2 separate regions of the Homo sapiens genome follow, and region 1 is linked to region 2. A link is a contact called in ENCODE Hi-C or POLR2A ChIA-PET data. All regions are on one chromosome and are shown on one strand. The core of a region is the stretch at or near the end of the contact, and the rest is flanking DNA. Distances in the headings are between cores, read along the strand shown. Region 1 holds the start of SNTA1 (syntrophin alpha 1). Region 2 overlaps CDK5RAP1 (CDK5RAP1 mitochondrial tRNA methylthiotransferase).

Region 1 (4,673 bases), core at 308-2,807, 73 kb after region 2:
CTGGCACACAGTGGTGGCATTCACCACCATCCCCACCGCCTCAGCCAAGCCAAACGGTCTGGAGGCACTAGTCAACAGAACCAGTACCAGGGAGACCCCAGAGGGTACGGTATGTATTCAAGGTGGAGACAAAGGCTGATACCCTTTCCCAAAGCACCTGCTGGGGGCTGGGACCCTGAGAAACAGATGGGCAGGAATAGTGAACCCAGCAGCTGGGGGTGTGCAAGGATTTTAACAACTATGTTTAGTTGCTTTGGGAGTATCTGCTGGCCTCCATTTTTCCTCTCCGCTAACAGCAGTAATTAACTAGGCACCTACAGTGTGCTGGTGTGGTGAGCCCTGCTCTCAGAAACATCACAACTCTGTCATCCTCTTATACAGTTGAGGAAACAGATTCAGAGGCGGGACGGGACTTTTGCAACCTCACACAGCTGATCCTGGATTCAAACACAGTCTGGTTGCACCCTAACTGCACCCCACTAGCGGTCAGTCCTGGGGGCTGAAAGCTCTATCCTGTGCAAGGTGGAGATAGTCAGATCAGGAGACCCAAATCCAGCTGTCAGGGCTCCCTGCAGCCTTCCTGGGTCCTTAGATTCCTAGGTCCTTGCTGGCCTTCTGCCTGTGACCCCAGCCTGTGCCTGCACCCAGGCCTCCTATCCACCCCTGTGCTTCCCAGACTCCAGGCTTCCCCTCTGCACCCACCTTGGTTGCTTCTCAGGGACTCCCTCCTCCCTGTCCCACTGGTGTCCCGGCCTCAACCCCCTTTCTCCACACTCTGCTTTCCGGGGGACCCCTCTTGTCCTTGATGTTCATGCTGGTTACCCCTCAGACCCCCCCGCCTCCACACAGAACTCCCACCCACGTGTCCTTGGTGCTCCCACAATCTTATCCACACCTGTGTCTTCCGTGCCCCCTAAGGCCACCAACTACTGAAACCCCCTCCAACCTTGGTGTGCCCAGTGCCCTCCGTTACCTGTTTCCTCAGACCCCCCTTACCCCCAGACAGGAAGCCTCCAGCTCCATGTCCTGGGCGCGCTGCCAGCCCCCTGCGCCCTCGGCTGCCCCCAGACACCACGACCCCGCGCCCTCGGTGTCCCGCGCCCACCTTTGATGCTGATGCCCAGCCCACCGGCGTCGGCCTTGCGCACCGTCACGCGGCGCCGCTGGAGCAGTAGCGCCTCTGGCAGCTGCGGGGGCCCGGCGCCCGGCTCCGCGGCGCCGTTGAGCTGCGCGGGCTCCTGCTCCCGCGGAGCGCCGGGCTCGGGACCAGGGTCGCCGTCGGCGGGGCTCACGGTCAGCACGTCCTCCGCCAGACTCAGCAGCACCCGCTGCCATCGCTCGCCGCCGGCCCCCGAGCCCGCCCCGGCGCGCAGCTCCAGCAGCCCGGTGCGCGGGGCGCGCCTGCCGGACGCCATCTTCGCCTCCGAGCCCCCGGGCCGCCGCGCTCGCCCTGTCCCGCTTTGCCCAGCCCGCTCCGACCAAGCGCCCAGGGCAGAGGGCAGCGGGGGCCCGGCTGGGCCAGCCGCCACCCTACCCCGGCCGCTGGGGGAGGAGCTCTGGGGGCGGGGCTACCCTGGGGTGTGGCCAGTGCTGGGGAGGGGGCCTCGGGCAAATGCAGGAGGCCGGGGCGGGGCCCGGGAGCCGAGGGCCGCCGTGTGGGACTACCTAGCGGGGTGGGTCAGAAGGGCGGCGGGGCGGGCCACTAAGTAAGGCGAAAGCCCGGGAGGCGTGGTGCTGGGCGGGGCGTCAGGGGGCGGGGCTTCGCGTCGGGGGCGGAACCCAGTGAGCCCGCGCAGGGGGCTCGGCGCTCGGAATGCCCATCGAGGGCCGGGACTGTAACTCCCGGACGTGGGAGCGCATGAAAAAGAGACAGAACCACGTATCCTGGTGCGAAGCACTGGGCATCGGGCTGGGCTGCATATGGCGGAGGGCTGGGCTGCGTATGGTAGAGCGTTGGACTCCAAGGCTTGAGTTTAAGAGGTAGACACCGTCTGGGCGTGGAGGCTCACGCCTGTAATCCCAACACTTTGGGAGGCCTAGATGACAGCCCAGAAGCTCGAGGCTGCAGTAAGCCGCGATCGCGCCACTGCACTCCAGCCTGGGTGACAGAGCGAAACCCTGTGTCAAAAAAAAAAAAAAAAAAAAAAGGTAGATGCTGAGCCGCGAGAGACCTTGCGGGCACAGTTGCTAGTTGGGGAGCTGAGGAAGAAGTTGGTTTCCTATCGGGGAGGGCGGGGGATGGGGGGTGGGGGTCGAGGCTTTGGTCTGTGGGCGTGGCTTATCGCTGGCGTGGCTTCTAAAGATGACAGGCCCCGCCCCCTGGAGGAGACCGCTACCGACACCGCTTAGGGCTTGGGGGAGGTGTGGGCAGGATCCCCACTTCAAAACTGGAGGGAAGTTTAAGAGATTAACCCCTGGCTGTGTTCACAGTCGAGTATAGAAAAGCCTGAAGTCCCACACTTTGAGGCCTGGCAGAAAAAAAACAGAACTGGTGTGTGGGAAGAGGGTTGCAAGGTGGGGCTCTGGGTCTGGGCGACTGGAGACATGGTTTCTAATCTTTGCTGCCTCTGTTAGCTCCAAGTCGACTTTGGTCCCCTCACGTCACTGCTCTAGGCCTCAATTTCCTCATCTGTAAAATGTGGATCATAATAATACCTACTTCACTGGGCTGGTGTGAGGATTAAATCAATGTGAAAACACGTGGTAAACTGTGACTCCCTATTCTATAGAAATAATCACTTTCATTTAGTGAATGCTTACTCTTACCTAGGGCTGGCAGAATATTTTCCAAGTGTTATCTTTACATTAGCCTCCTGGAGTAGCTAAGAGCACCCCCAGCTGGGCACAGTGGCTCACACCTGTAATCACAGCTGAGGTGGCAGGATCGCTTGAGCCTTGGAGGTCCAGGCTGCAGTGAGCTGTGATTGCACCATCACACTCCAGCCTTGGTGACAGAGCAAGAAAAAAGAGCACCCCTATTATACAGAAGGGAAAACTTGGATTTAGTCTAATTGGCCTAGGTCACACATTTATGAGTGAGGAAGAGCTGCGATTCAAACCCAGGCCTGTTTGACACCAGTGCCTGGGCACTGAACCACTCTGCTAGACAGCTGACAAATACAGAGGTAAAGCATGATTGTAATCTGAAAAATCCACCACATCACACAGCTCAACTGGCCTTCATACCTGCTCCTTGTCTCTATCCTCCATTCCTAGCTGGGATATGTTGAGCAATAAATAAGTAGGACTACACCAGTGTTTAGCCTCCCTGAACTTTTGGGTAAAATCCTCCACATAAGATACCATCAAGAAAAAAAAGAGGGGGCCAGGTATGGTGGCTCATGCCTGTAATCCCAGCACTTTAGGAGGCCGAGGCAGGTAGATCACGAGGTCAGGAGTTTGAGACTCAGCCTGGCCAACATGGTGAAACCCCATCTCTACTAAAAATATAAAAAAATTAGCCGGGCGTGGTGGCAGACACCTATAATCCCAGCTACTCAGGAGGCTGAGGCAGGAGAATCACTTGAACCCGGGAGGCGGAGATTGCAGCAAGCAGAGATTGCACCACTGCACTCCAGCCTGGGTGATAGGGTGAGACTCCGTCTCAAAAAAAAAAAAAAAAAAAACCAACAACAAAAAAAAGGAATTGTTTTAAGTTAGAGTGGTAGGTGTCAAAACAGGAGAGACACAGGTTTTAAAAAAAGAACCCAGGGTCTTTTATACATATATATATGGGATGCCGAGGAGGAATGATCACTTGAGGCTAGGAGTTTGAGACCACTTGGGCAACTTCACGAGACTCCATCTCTACAAAATAAAGAAATTAGCCAAGCGTGGTAATGTGCACCTGTACTCCCAGCTACTTAGGAAGCTGCAGCAGGAGGCCTGTTTGAGGCTGCTGCTGTGAGCCACAATCATGCCACTGCACTCCAGCCTGGGTGACAGAGCAAGACCCTGTCTCAAAAATAAATAAAAGAAAGTGAGAGGAAGGAAGGAGAGAAGGGAGGCAGGGAAGGAATATAGCATTGTATATAAGCATTGATATCTTAAAAGTATGACTGTGCTTAAAGATTGTAGGACAGCCTGAGGAATTTGGGGTAAGCACTTGTGATAAATAACTACAGCCTACTTGGCTTGTGGAAGCTTCACTCCAATGGTAGAGAAGGGAGGGGAGGACAGACCTGGCAGGAGGCAAGAGACCAGCAGGGAATTGAAGCTCCTTTCCCAAGACCAAAGCCTGGAACCAGATCCTTAAAAGTCCCCCCACGTACTGCCCTGCTTAAAAAAGACTTAATGAGGCCCAGACAAACTTACTGAGAAAGAGCCCTAAGAGAGGGCTTCTCCTCTGGGGGACAGTTTCCTGTGGATATAACAGGAAGGAAGGAAGTAGGGAAAGGAGTGATGTGTGCAAAGGGGCTAACACAGAAAGAAGATGTAGAGCCAAGGAAACAGTGACGTGTGTATGCATATGTATACGTCTGTATGTGAGTATGGGTGTGTGTGTTTGTGATCACACTTGATAGGCAGTGCCAATCACCTGTAGCTACCCCCAAGAACCCTGTAGCTGCAGGAATGCTCTATCCCTACACTGTGGTCAGCCGATGCCTCTCTGCTGTGGCTCAGAAATTGGCCTCCCAGATAGATACACATAGGCCCGGCTCCCTGCCAAGCCC
Region 2 (4,578 bases), core at 1,739-4,238:
TGTTCTCCAAAATCTACTGTTACTTGAAATAAGCAAAGTGCAGATCAACACATGTAACTTTAGTGTAGACAGAATACATACAGGCATGCTTATAAACACACGAAATATGCCCAGAAAGTTACAAAAGAAATTGCTAAGTGGTTGCCTTCAGGGAAGGAACTAAAAAAACTAGGCAACCTGGGAAGAAGGAAGAACCACTCATGTACAGCACTTAACCTTTTGAATTTTATTCAAGCATGTATTACCTAGTCCAAAAGAAAAAAGGGAATTTATCCTTAAAACACCTTTAAATCATCCAAAACCACAGTGTGTATTATATCTTTATGACATGAGCTCATGCTCAGTACAGCTGGAGAACCACTGAGCTAGACAAAAATATGGAATAAAAGGAATATCTATATACCAAAGTTTGGACATTCAAACCAATCTACCTTGAAGAGAAGTATCCACGGAGGAAAACGGAGAATCCTAAAAATATTGCAGAGTTTACTCCATTCTGTCTTACTACTAACAACAATAACTTACCTCTGTTGTGCATTTACTATGCATGAAACACAATTATAACTGCTTTAAACATATTATCTTACTTAATCCCCAGAACAACCCTATGAGGTTGGTACCAATGTTGGAAACCAAGACATTTGCCCAATGTCACGTAGTTATTAAGCAGCAGAGGCACAATTTGAGTGCTTGCTCTCATCCACTAGGTTCTTGATTAAGTTCCTATAACCTTAACCCTTAGGAATTAGGTCCCAAAGTGAACATTCATATTCACTGACCATAAGATGCTTCTGCCACAAGCTGAAAACCCATTTCCCATCCCTAGGATTTTTTTTTCTTTTTTGAGACAGGGTCTCATTCTGTTGCCAAACCGGAGTGCAGTGGCACAATCTTGGATCACCACAGTTTCAACCTCCCAGGCTCAAGTGATCCTCCGACTTCAGCCTCCCAAATAGCTGGGATCACAGGCATGTGCCACCACTCTCGGCTAATTTTTTTTTTTTTTTTTTTTTTTTTTTTTGGTAGAGAAGGGTCTCCCTATGTTACCCAGGTTGGTCTCAAACTCCTGGGCTTAAGTGGTCCTCCCACCTCTACCAATCCTAGTATTAAAAAGAATTTCTCAGGCCGGGCACAGTGGCTCATGCCTGTAATCCCAGCACTTTGGGAGGCCAAGGTGGTGGATCACCTGAGGTCAGGAGTTTGAGACCCACCTGACCAACATGGAGAAACCCCATCTCTACTAAAAATACAAAATTAGCCAGGCGTGGTGGCACATGCCTATAATCCCAGCTACTCGGGAGGCTGAGGCAGGAGAAAAACTTGAACCCGGAAGGTGGAGGTTGTGGTGAGCTGAGATCGTGCCATTGCACTTCAGCCTGGGCAACAAGAGCGAGACTCCGTCTCAAAAAATAAAAAAAAAGAATTTCTCTTGGGAGGCTGAGGTGGGTGGATCACAAGGTCGAGAGATCAAGACCATCCTGGCCAACATGGTAAAACCCTGTCTCTACTAAAAAATACAAAAATTAGCCAGGTGTGGTGGCACGCACCAGTAATCCCAGCTACTCGGGAGGCTGAGGCAGGAGGATTGCTTGAACCTGGAAGGTGGAGGTTGCTGTGAGCCAAGATCATGCCACTGCCCTCCAGCCTGGTGACAGAGCGAGACTCTGTCTCAAAAAAAAAAAGAATTTCTCTGGCATATTTGTGATGTCCATGGAAAAGAAGCAAAATAGAAGGGGCCAGGCACAGTGGCTCACACCTGTAATCCCAGCACTTTGGGAGGCCGAGGCGGGCAGATCACGAGGTCAGGAGATTGAGACCATCCTGGCTAATGCGGTGAAACCCCGTCTCTACTAAAAATACAAAAAATTAGCCGGGCATGGTGGCGGGTGCCTGTAGTCCCAGCTACTCGGGAGGCTGAGGCAGGAGAATGGCATGAACCCGGGAGGCAGAGCTTGCAGTGAGTCGAGATTGCGCAACTGCACTCCAGCCTGGGCAACAGAGCGAGACTGAGACTCCGCCTCAAAAAAAAAAAGAAGCAAAACAGAAACTAACAGCTCCTCTGAAGCTTCATCTCTCCAAAACACTAAAAGATACATGAATATGATACATACATTGGCACAGTTACGCTGCCCACAGAACACTACGCAGTGGCTTTAAAATGAATTAGTTGAGGTGTCATGACTCACGCCTGTCATCTCAGCACTTTGAGAGAGCGTGGTGAAAGGACTGCCTGAGCCAGGAGTTTGAGACCAACCTGGACAGCATAGAAAGATACTGCCTCTTAAAAAAACAAAAAAATTAGTTTGGTTGATGGCAGCTCAGTAACAATGACAATAAAGTCATGGGTTCAGTCGTTTGTCAGCCAGCTTTTCTGAGCCCCCTGGCCACAGGGGGCCTTCAACCTCCTGCCCAAACACAAGCACATTGCCACAAAGGTGACTGAGGGAATGAGGAGTGAACCGTGCAAATCCATGCCTACAATCAAGAAAATGACAGCCAACCAGGACTATCCTTCTCTTCAGGAAAAGTGCACTAATCTCTCCTTCTTTCCTAATCTCCTTCTGCTTTGCCTGGGAATCTGCTTTGTTTCCTGGGAAGCCTCCAAGTGAGTTCACTTGCCTAGGAAAACAGAAGTTAGGAATCACTGAGGATGGCTGGGAAGATGACCAGGGGCCCCGGTAAAATAAATCACATCTGCAGACCAAAAAGGAGTTCTGCATGTTAAGAAACAATTTTAGGTTTCTCGTAAAGAAAAGGTTTTCTCCTTCCATATTCAAATTGCAAACAATCTAAACATAATTTTAAAATATTTTAATGAGGAATACTGGCACAGTAATCATGTATCATCAAATTGCTGAACCGTTTCAGAGTAGACAGAGTGTACTAGAAAAATGAACGGAAGTGAATCGTAAGAGCCTGTGGTTTCTCAAGGACTGCCTTGCCGCCACTCTCTTTTCTGCCCTGTTCTCTACAGTCACCACCCCCAAACTGGTCAGGAATGATGTCAGTCCTCCCCAACCCCAGGGCTCACCTGTCTCATGCTGTAGGCAAAGAGGAAGCCCATGTTGTACTGAACTTCCCGGAGCAAAGAGACTGTCTGGACGTGATCTTCCTCCGTCTCACCACAAAAGCCAGCAATGAAATCGCTGCTGAGGCTCACACCTGTGATACACAGCAAAGGATGACAGGTGACTGCCTGCTGTTTACCTTCAAGGGAGGCCTTCAGCATATGTGGATTACAAGGGAGGGATAGCAACTGTAAGGTCCTCCCTAGGACTATTCATAAGTAAAACAAAATAGTACAGAGTAAGGCGGGATAGGCCTGTTCACCCACAGCATTCCATGACAGAGATCAGCTTCTTGGCCTACATTTCCCCTAAGCACTAGAAAAGGTATTTCCACTTCCAATGCTGCATTTAGGGACACAGTAGGGAGTCCACATTTTCATATCAGTCCTCTTACCAGTGAAAACCTTGTGGTGCTTCATACAAAAATATATTTCTGAATTTGGTTTGATACAATGGTCATCTAAGACAGTAGCAGCCGTTGCATGCGGTAGCTCACCCCTGTAATCCCAGCACTTTGAGAGGCCAAGGTGGGCGGATCACTTGAGGTCAGGAGTTCGAGACCAGCCTGGCCAATAGGCAAAATCCCATCTCTACAAAAAATACAAAAATTGACCAGGCAGGGTGGTATTCAAGTGTAGTCCCAGCTACTCAGGAGGCTGAGGTGGGAGGATCACCTGAGCCCAGGGAGGTCAAGGCTGCAGTGAACTGTGTTCATGCCACTGCATTCCAGCCTGGGCGACAGAATGATAACCTATCCCCCACCAAAAAAATTATTCCAGTGACCCAGTGAGGTGAGTACTATTAACTCCATTTTACAGATGAGAAAGCTGCATCCCACAGAAATGAAGTCTCTTATCTGCTATCACACAGCCTGTAACAGTGGAGCTTGACCCATAGCCACATACCTAGCCTCTGCATTACCCTGCCCTATCAAAACGAAAGTATTTGTCCATAAAAGTTAAAATAATTAGGCCAGGTGCAGTGGCTCATGCCTGTAATCCCACCACTTTGGCAGGCTGAGGCGGGCAGATCACTTGAGGTCAGGAGTTCGGGACCAGCCTGGACAACATGGTGAAACCCTATCTCTACCAAAAAATACAAAAATTAGCTGGGCATGGTGGCCTGTAGTCCTGGCTACTTGGGAGGCTGAGGCACAAGAATCGCTTGAACCTGGCAGGCAGAAGCTGCAGTGAGCCGAGATTGCGCCACTGCACTCTATCCTGGGCAATAGAGCAAGATTCTGTCTCAAAAAAAAAGTTGTAATAATTAGAAATTTGAGGAAAAATGTATACACCCTCAACCAAATCTAAACTAAATGACTACAGAGTATTTTATTAGGAGGAAGGGGACAGTGAAGGGGAATATGGAATAAGATAATACGAAAGGAATTATCTCTAAAATTTACAGTAATAAGTTGCCATAAAGCTAGTTAGAAAAAGTACACATTTTACTGCTGATCTGTACAATCATCTTTATACCTACATTTCCTCATTTCATCAAGACTTCTCTG

The links. A loop is a pair of places that touch in the nucleus more often than their neighbours do. ChIA-PET counts read pairs that join two places held with the same protein, here RNA polymerase II (POLR2A). Pooled maps may share reads with other maps.
Region 1: a loop to region 2 is called in a map of CD4-positive, alpha-beta T cell, with 10 times the contacts of the local background. The contact joins the promoter of SNTA1 here to the enhancer-like site in region 2. A Hi-C loop is called at or near these places in 3 of 168 maps with a recorded cell type or tissue (CD4-positive, alpha-beta T cell, CD4-positive, alpha-beta memory T cell and HepG2), 1 of 37 single-sample maps with no recorded cell type and 6 of 50 pooled maps. POLR2A ChIA-PET finds 5 or more read pairs at or near these places in 8 of 52 experiments (AG04450, Caco-2, HepG2 and 4 more).

What each region holds. Positions count from the first base shown.
Region 1 is chr20:33,442,206-33,446,878 of GRCh38, forward strand. It overlaps SNTA1 (syntrophin alpha 1), which reads right to left and starts at 1,558. Exons shown (of 8, transcript NM_003098.3): 1 at 1,106-1,558. The coding sequence starts at 1,415. RefSeq lists silencers at 1,104-1,163, 1,274-1,753 and enhancers at 1,984-2,053, 2,032-2,532, 2,504-2,563.
Region 2 is chr20:33,367,468-33,372,045 of GRCh38, forward strand. It overlaps CDK5RAP1 (CDK5RAP1 mitochondrial tRNA methylthiotransferase), which reads right to left. Exons shown (of 14, transcript NM_016408.4): 11 at 3,032-3,162. Among named protein-coding and RNA genes, the nearest start is that of CDK5RAP1, 32 kb to the right of the region's middle. Within about 2 kb of position 2,989, at least 7 of the 41 ENCODE cell types and tissues checked have a DNase peak (open chromatin) inside an H3K27ac peak, as active enhancers do; they include CD4-positive, alpha-beta T cell, where a contact is called at or near this core.